Regions from separate parts of the Homo sapiens genome. Here region 1 is linked to region 2. A link is a contact called in ENCODE Hi-C or POLR2A ChIA-PET data. All regions are on one chromosome and are shown on one strand. The core of a region is the stretch at or near the end of the contact, and the rest is flanking DNA. Distances in the headings are between cores, read along the strand shown.

The links. Hi-C counts contacts between places; a loop is a spot of excess contacts on that map. ChIA-PET counts read pairs that join two places held with the same protein, here RNA polymerase II (POLR2A). Pooled maps may share reads with other maps.
Region 1: a pooled map shows a loop between it and region 2 (2.3-fold over the local background). The contact joins two enhancer-like sites. A Hi-C loop is called at or near these places in 2 of 50 pooled maps. POLR2A ChIA-PET finds 5 or more read pairs at or near these places in 3 of 52 experiments (K562, MCF 10A and activated CD4-positive, alpha-beta T cell).

The regions. Positions count from the first base shown.
Region 1 is chr6:160,453,534-160,458,152 of GRCh38, reverse strand. No RefSeq gene overlaps it. Among named protein-coding and RNA genes, the nearest start is that of SLC22A3, 110 kb to the right of the region's middle. Within about 2 kb of position 2,117, at least 11 of the 41 ENCODE cell types and tissues checked have a DNase peak (open chromatin) inside an H3K27ac peak, as active enhancers do.
Region 2 is chr6:160,377,123-160,381,329 of GRCh38, reverse strand. The region is part of intron 1 of SLC22A3 (solute carrier family 22 member 3); the gene reads right to left. The region is part of intron 2 of LOC124901453 (a long non-coding RNA gene); the gene reads left to right. Among named protein-coding and RNA genes, the nearest start is that of SLC22A3, 31 kb to the right of the region's middle. Within about 2 kb of position 1,674, at least 2 of the 41 ENCODE cell types and tissues checked have a DNase peak (open chromatin) inside an H3K27ac peak, as active enhancers do.

The sequences.
Region 1 (4,619 bases), core at 868-3,367, 76 kb before region 2:
GCACATCAGCCTTTTGTATAAGCTTTCATTTAATGAAATGTCTTTTGGGTTTTTAAAAAACGTTAAAAACCACTGGCCTAGATAATTTCAAAGCTGGGTTCCCTATTTCTGTCTCTTTCCTATTATATTTAAAACCTCACCTCCTTGACTTCTTGTTCCCTTTTTCTGCACTGCTTAGTCTGGGAGCAGTGAGGCCAAATAAAAGGAAACTTGGCTTGAGGGACACCTATGGGTGTGCCAGGCTGCTCCTGGTGTTTGCATATTTTAAAATTTAAATACTAGAAACCTCTCCGCGTTAGGTATTGTTGTTTCCATTTTACCATTGAGGAAGCTGGGGCTCAGAGAAGGTGCAGGGTGGTACAGACAAACCTGAATTGGAACCCTGGCTCCCGCCTATGGGCTGTCGGGACTTAGAAAAGTCGTGAGCTCTCGCTGATTGTTTCCTAGCTGATGTGGGCTGCAGGGCTGTTACAGGGAAATAATAAGAAAGTGCATCAAGTGCCGAGCACATCCTAAGCACTCCACCATGGCAGCTCCTACTAATAATATGGAATAGAGTTGAATCTAACATGACTCTTTCTTGCAAGTGACAGAAAATCCAACTCAAATTGGATTAAGCAAAACAAGGCAAATTCTTAGTGAGCTGAAAAGTCTTCAGGCTCACATTAGGCCCCAGACCCCAGACCCTCCCAATCATGGAGTAGGCACTATTTGGGGCACAAAGGTGACACTCCCGTGGCTGCAGATGCTGTGGTGGCTCTGGCTCTGTTGAGAAAGAATAAGAAAGGCCACTCTCTCCCTTACATGAACAATAGTCTGTCCACTCTGAGAGACTGAAATTGGGTCATGGTCCTGCCCCTGAGCCCGTCACTGATTGGCTCTGACCTGCATCAGCTGTTCCATGCTGAAGGTGGAGGCAGGACCCCATTCATACCCAGAAGGGAGCAAAAGGTAGATCCCTCACCAGAATTATGGGATGTAGGGTGAAAGGCTGCTGGGCAGCCAGAAAACAAACAGATCCTCTACAATACTTCAACTGATGAAAGCATGAAGCTAAAATCATAAGGATCCGGGTGTGAGTTCTGTCTCTCCCATATTCCATGTGACGTTGGGCAGTTATTTAATCTCTTTTAGCCTCAGCTTTCTCATCTGTACTTACATATAAGGTCATTGTGAGGATTAGGGTTATTAATCATCGCCGTCATCCCCGTCCACCACTTATCATCATCCTCCCCATCAACATCATCACCACCACCGTCATCATCATTACTACCATTACCATCACCACCATTCCACCACCATCACCATCATCACCATCACCACCGCCATCATCATCATTACTACCACTACCACCGCCATCACCACCATCACCATCACCACCATTGCCATTATCACTACCACCACCATCATCACCATCACCACCACCATCACCATTATCATTACCACAACCATCATCACCACCACCATCATCACTATTATCACTACTATCACCATCACTATCACCACTATCATCATAAATAAACATCACATAACCGGCGTGTAACCGGGCCTTGACCCCAGAGCCCACTCGCTGTGTCCTCTCTCCCACCCCCTTCTGCACATTTCTAACCACCATCCTGCACTGGCTCCCTGTCTCCTCTGGTCTCACCCACATGTCCACTGAGAAAATGATTCTCAGAACACTAACTAGACCAGGAGGAGTCACAAAACATAACTCAGATCTGTTTATCGATTTTCTATATGTTGATGACATCAGATCAATGGGTGTTCTCAGCTTCTCAGAGGGAGGTCGAAATTCTCCCCCTCTCCCCTTCATGTTTCCAGACCTTCCTTGACTTGGATATTCCAAATGCAGAGTAGGTGTTGAGGCCAAGGGGCTCTTCCGTGTCAGCCCCATCCACAATCACTGGGCTAATCTTGTGGCCCTCTCCCCAGGACCCAATCAGGGAGGGCTTCAATCCTCAAGGTCACCCGTGGCCCCCCGCCCTCAGAGGTGCCATCTCTACATTGGCCACTGGATGGCAGCACATACTCACAGACCGCGTCAATTTCCTGGCAACTAGTGGTGGGTTTACCTCCTGATCAGGATGTTTGCCTTGCTCTGAGAGCAGATCTGAGAGCAGTGATATCTAACTTAATTTTCAGCAAAATATTTTGAAAAGGGTGCTCCCTCACCCATCTACACAGTCCACGTCATGCACCCCCTGCCCGATGCTTGGTAGCCAGGAGGAGCTTCCTCCATGCAGCTCCTTCCCGGCTAGGGCTGAGCTGGGCTCTGGAGCCAGGCTCTGGGAAGAGCCTCTTCTACGCTGCTCATGTAAACTCCAGATTCAGTGTCAGTTTTCTGAACCTGAGACAATGATCTAAGTGCAGTCCAACACTTTGGGGGAAGAAAGAAAGAGTGCCTCAGCTTTTGCCTGTGTCATGCTCGCAAAGCAAAATATTTTGAGAAATTCTAATCAAAGCTGGGCTTGCAAAATTGGAAAACGATTATTTGTGAGAGCACTGAGACATCCTTGGCGTGTCCATCTGGAAAAACAGCATTCCCTCTGGCAGTTTAGCAGATGTTCTGTTTCAATTTGGCAAAGGAAATAAAGCAGTTTTTCACAAAAGAAAAACTACAACTAGGAGAATTGTCCCTAGTTGTATTTCTTCTCCCTAATTGTCAAGGAAGTGTAAATCAGAAAATGAATCAGGACAATTTCCACCTACTATGTTAGCTAATCTTTTAAAAATTGAATACTCACAAGGGTGAGGAGAATTGTTTCCAGTAACATTTTATACTGTCACACACTTTTAGAAAATAATTTGGGAGTGTTACCGCGAGATGGAAATATGTCAACATAATTATGGGAACTTAGACTTCAGAAAAGAAACGAGAATGAACTTTATGAACAAACATGTGGAAGATTGGAAGCAAGAGTGGGGCCAGTGTGCACGGGGAGGAAGCATTTGGGCAGTGACTCCGCAGACCCAGGCTCAAGCTGAACTACACAACCTCCTTACACCTCAGTTTCCTCAGCTGTAGAACAGGAATGATAAAAGTGCCTGTTTCATAGGACGGTTGTGAGGATGAAGTGAGATACACCACATTAAGAGCTTGTGCCTGAAAAGGTTAATTCTTAGTAAATGACGACTATTCTTTTTATTGCAATAAAATATACACAACATAAGAGTTAGGATTTTAATTATTTTGCAGGGTACCACTGAATGGCATTCAGTACATTCACAATGGTGTGCAACCATCACCATATTTTCAGAACATTTTCCTCATCTCAAAAGGAAACCTCATGCCAATTAAGCAGTCACTCCCCATTAAAATATTAGTTATGAAGATTGTAGCATTATTTTAAAAACTCATGATATACATTGATTGAAAAAATCAGTATATAAAATTGTGCATTATGATGTAAGTAGTAAAGAAGCATATAAAAAATCTGAAAAAGTATATAAAAAGAATAGCAATTGCATTTCTCAGACTCTCTTTACATTGTAAAAATCATTTTCATACTTTCAAAAGAAAAGCAAAAAGTACACAAACAACAACGAACGTAAAACACCATGACAAAGCCCAGATCGTTAAACCCAGATCTCAGGAACACAGAATCATATATGATGTTTACACTCTCCAAGGTCAGAGAGTCCAGCGGCATTGGGAGCTGCCTTGTGTTCTGCAGCCTCACGGACAGACAGGAGGTCCAGTGCCACTGCTCTGTTCTTCTGGTTTTCCTCCTAAACATGTTTTGGGTTCAGCAACCATTTCTTTCATCTTTTAAACACAGGTACCTTTGGGGCTGGCCTTCTCAAGGAAGCCCCAGCTTCTTGTGATTGAGAATAAAGTGTGCAATCGCTATGAGTATCTGAATGGAAGAATCAAATCCACTGAGCTCTGTGCTAGGCATTTGGCTGGAGGCACTGACAGTTGCAAGGTAAGAAAAGGTCAAGAGACCAAAGTTAGTCTTGTGCTCTCCCTTCTTGGTCTCAGCCCCTTAGACTTCAGTCCCAAAGAGGCAAATTCTAGAAGGATTTGTCAACGTTAGACCCCAGTCTAAGTGTTGTTTAGAAACTGCCTAGATCTGTCCCTGAATGCGTATTCAGATCATCTAAGGGGATGTCTTGGGGCTTGAGTTCCAGATCGGTAGCAAGGGAGTTTTAAGTGCCGTAACTACCTCAGGCCACTCACCCTCCTGGGGTGTGCTGGTGGCCAGGGACTAAAGTGGTGACTTTTCCGACAGGGAAGGAGGTAGAGGGTACAGGACAGAGACCAACTGCACATACTTTACAGTGATGCCCAGGCTAGGCCAGTCTAAAGGAAACACCAACACAGGAAGGGATGTGTGCAGGATTCACAAGGGTTTTTTTTACCCCTGGGAGAAACTAAGTGGTGTGGTTTCGCTGAATAGATTTTGCTAAGTACTTAAGCACTGCAGATGCTCCAGTAATATGCCCATAAGTTCCTTTCCAATTTCAATTACTGGGAAAATATACATATGGACAATAGATGGATGCCACAATAAAAGGCTGGCAGCCTAACCCTCACATGAATTTTTCCCTACCTCTATTTAGGGTGACAGTGGAGGGCCTCTGGTTTGCTTTGAGAAGGACAAATACATTTTACA
Region 2 (4,207 bases), core at 425-2,924:
ATGCTTCCAAAAATGTGTCTGCTGATATGCTTTTGAAAAGTGTTACATCAATGTACAGATAAAAGACCTTCAGGCACTGTCTTTATAAGATACTACTAAAGTAATAATCCACCATAGAATAAGAACAGCTCCTACATGTGGTATTAGGAAGGAATGCCTCTTTTTGTTTTTTTGCCTTGGAAATGAGATTATCCCTGCTTTGATTAAAACCTTCAGTAGCTCCCCACTTTTACAGAATAAAGTTTGGGCTTTTTGTATTTATTCCAAGGCCTTTCTCATTGTGTCCTGGCACATTTTTCAAATCCTGTCACCTTCTCGGCTGCACTGGCATATTCACCAATATTTGAATTATGTTTACCTTTCTGAGCTTCCAGCTGTTCTCTATCAGAGCCTTAGCAGATATCTGGTTCAGTTCGCTCTAGAAGCTGAACACCTCAATTGTGACCACATATCTTGAATTTTCTAGAAAAGTCCCAATGCCGTTGTATTTTTAATCTCTAAAATGAACTTGGCACTTCTCAGTCTATGTGTCCCTGTTTTTTGGTTCAGAAACTATGATTTACTACGTTATCATTCTATGTCATCAGATTAAAAAGCTGATTAAAAAACAAATAATTTTAAAAAGATTATTGCACATAACTTAATTTTTTGAAAATTTAAATAGCATAGTGACTCTATAGAAATTAGAAGAAAACAACAGAAATCATTATCATCACTTGCATTTCCACACTGATATGCATATTTTTCTAGACCTTTGTCTATGTATTTATGCCTATGTATATGTTTTATAAAGATAAAGTTATGTTCTCTTAGTATTTTAGTTGAGTGGCATATGATTTGTGAGTCTGTGAATCTTTTATATCATCATCATAAAAGGTTGCATTTAGTACATTGTATATATGATCATAATTCTCAAACCAATCTTTTATTTTGGAAAAGAGATTACATGCCTTTACTTTTCATTATTGTTACAGAAACACATTGAAAACCTGTTTTCAAAAAAGGGATACTAAACCTATAAGAATTTTAAACTATAGTCAAGTCATAGGAAGAAAAATAAATGCACTGGGTATAAAAATTAAATTATAATTTCAGTTTATTATTCCAGTTGTTTTATAAACCTCACATTCCAACTTATTCTAAAACAAGTTTTTAAAATATTATGTAACATAATTTGGTAATTTCTGTAGATTACAGATTCTTTTGTGAAATGTCTAACAGACCTTCTAAAATAAATACACTTGAGTATATTCTATAAATATCCATTATTTTCTCCACAAAGTTTTTAGCCTCATTATGTGAAAAATATGACACAGGATCTGTCTAGATAAGCCTCAGTTTAATTATAGTGATTACAACTTCTTCATATAATTGATTTTGTATACCTTATATGACAATAATCCTCTGAAATAATTAGGAGTTTTAAGGACTTTAGAAGAGTGTGATAAAGACATAAAAATGACTCAACACTTTTGAAAGAAGCCTGTCCAGATTCAATGATGGGAGAAATAAAATCTGGTGACATAGTCAGCATATATATTTCAGATGTATTGATCTTCATGTGACTTGTGAGCACAGGTAAGAAATGAAATACAAATCAGAAAAACATGGCAAGAACAGAGCATGAGTCATAGCTCCTTGCTTTCTGATGACTCTAACTGCAATAATCCATGGTGACTGGTTTGTATTTGGAATTACACAACAATTAGCCAAAAATGGGCCAAGTGTTTAATAATGGTAAGTACTAAAAAGCAAAACTAAACACACAGGATAATAATAATGCAGATTTTCACTGACTTTTATGGTTCTTTGATTTGGAAAAAGGAAGGTACTAAATTAACCCATCAGGAAGAAAGAGACTTTGGGACTTCACTGTTGCAAAAAGTAGTTCTATCACATTTAGTTGGCATTTTGAAAAGAGTGTCAGAGGATATTCTTTTGCTACTAGAAATTTTCCTCAAATACAGAGAAAGTGATATTGGGCAGCTTTGTGCATTCTAAGACCCCATGTAAGGAGCAGGAGCAGTGCCACAGCCATCATGATGTAGACAGGGTATCAAGGGAGAGCAAAACAGATAGAGGAAAAGCATTAAAAAGTACATTTTTTAAAAACCTCAGAATGAGTTTCACTATCCCTTTCAAGGAAAGGAAAAATAGGGACAACTCTCCCTCCTTGCCTTGATGTGAGGGCATGATGCTGAGTTCTGTGTAATTGTTGGGGCTGCTTCCAGGACTTCTAGACTCCAATCTCTTTTGGCAATCTGCCGCCATAAAATGTCAAGGATTGCCTGATCTACAGACGGTCCCCAACTTAGGATGGTTCAACTTGGCGATTTTCGACTTAATAATGGTGTGAAAGTGATATGCACTTAGTAGAAATGTACTTTGTTTTTTAATTTTGATCTTTTTCCAGGCTAGTCATATATGCTGGGAAGTGGCAGTGAGCCACAACTCCCAGTCAGTGATGCGATCACAAGGGGAAACAACTGATACTATATCCAATAAATTACATGAGCTATTTAACCCTTTATTACAAAATAGGCTTTGTGTTAGATAATTTTGCCCGACTGCAGGCTAGTGTAAGCATTCTGAGCAATTTAAAGTAGGCTGGGCTAAGCTATGATGTCTGGTAGATTAGGTATATTAAATGCATTTTTCAACTTATGATATTTTCAATTTAACAATGGGTGTATCTGGATGTGATCCCATCCTAAGTCGAGGAGCCTCTATATATTACTGTCCACCAGACATTCCACGAAAAGAAATTCTAAGGTGGAGGATAAGGGCCACCATATCTGATTAGATTTTAATTTCCGTCTTTCAACATTATGGTAGCCCTTTTTCTCCACTTGGAAAGCACAGTTGCCAAAGATTTTCAAAATCTCGTCAGAACATGCAGTAACACGTGTACCTTTTAAAGCTTGCCAAAGCCTACATTTTCTAATAAGAACACCCTCTTATGACATAGACAGCTGACCTGATGAAACACCAGCACCAGTGCCATATGAAAATCCACCTTTCCAGAATATGAAAACTAGCCTACAGAATTTAAATATTTAGTATTTTCCCAGTTTAATGTGTATCTTTTTTAAACTTCTAAATATCATTGACTTTTATACAAATATTAGAAAGCTATATTCTAATTCTACTACCATATTTTTGAGCTCAACATATTATTCTAGAATCTTCACAGCCTCAGTTTTGTTCACACATAAAATTAGGGAACACAAATCAAACAATCTTGAAGGCTGGGGCTTTCTTGTTCTGATATTTTCTGATTCTGTGAATGTTGAAGGAGTGTTAAATACAAACACCAGGTTACTCATATCACTGAGAGGATTACCATTAGATTAGGAGAAAAACATACAATGAAAAGGTTTACAGGAGGAACATAACACTAAATAAACCAATTTCACAAAGCAAAAGCTACTGTTAGAATGAGTGAACAAATTTCCACAGGTTAAAAATAGTGAACTGATTCAAAGAAACAAAAATCTTTGAGCCAAACCTACGTTTGCTTAGCAGCCTCTGCAGAGGGCCCCTCTTCCTCTTGTGTCTTGCATCCACTTTTACTTTGTGTTTTGTTCTTTTGGTGGATTGTGTTTGAGAGCAAGAGTAAGTGAGACTTGACCACAGAATTATTTTCATAACATTTCCAGTTGATTGGAATCAGGAAAAGAGACTCGAGAAAACTCTTAATAATCTTAGGAGAGTTTTGGCAAGGTTTTCTGGGCAAAGAGCTTCAAGGAAGTCCACTCCAGCCTTAAGACAATAGGATTATTGACTGAAGTCAACCTGGAGATGGAAGCTTTGCAAACGTTTCCCTGTTTTTCTTTCTTTTTTTTTTTTTGAAATAGAGTCTCACTCTATCAGCTGGAGTGTGTTGGCATGATCTCAGCCCACTGCAACCTCCACCTTCTGGGTTCAAGCAATTCTCCTGCCTCAGCCTCCTGAGTAGCTGGGACTATAGGTGCATATCACCACACCCAGCTAATTTTCGTATTTTTAGTAGAGATGGGGTTTCACTATATTGGCCAGGCTGGTCTCGAACTCCTGACCTCAAGTGATCCACCTGCCTCAGCCTCCCAGAGTGCTGGAATTACAGGTGTGAGCCACCACGCCAGCCCACATTTCCCTGTTTCAACTGGAGAGTTTATAATTATTTGACAAAGGCTGCAGACCAAACTTTGTTATCAAGCTCTGAAGA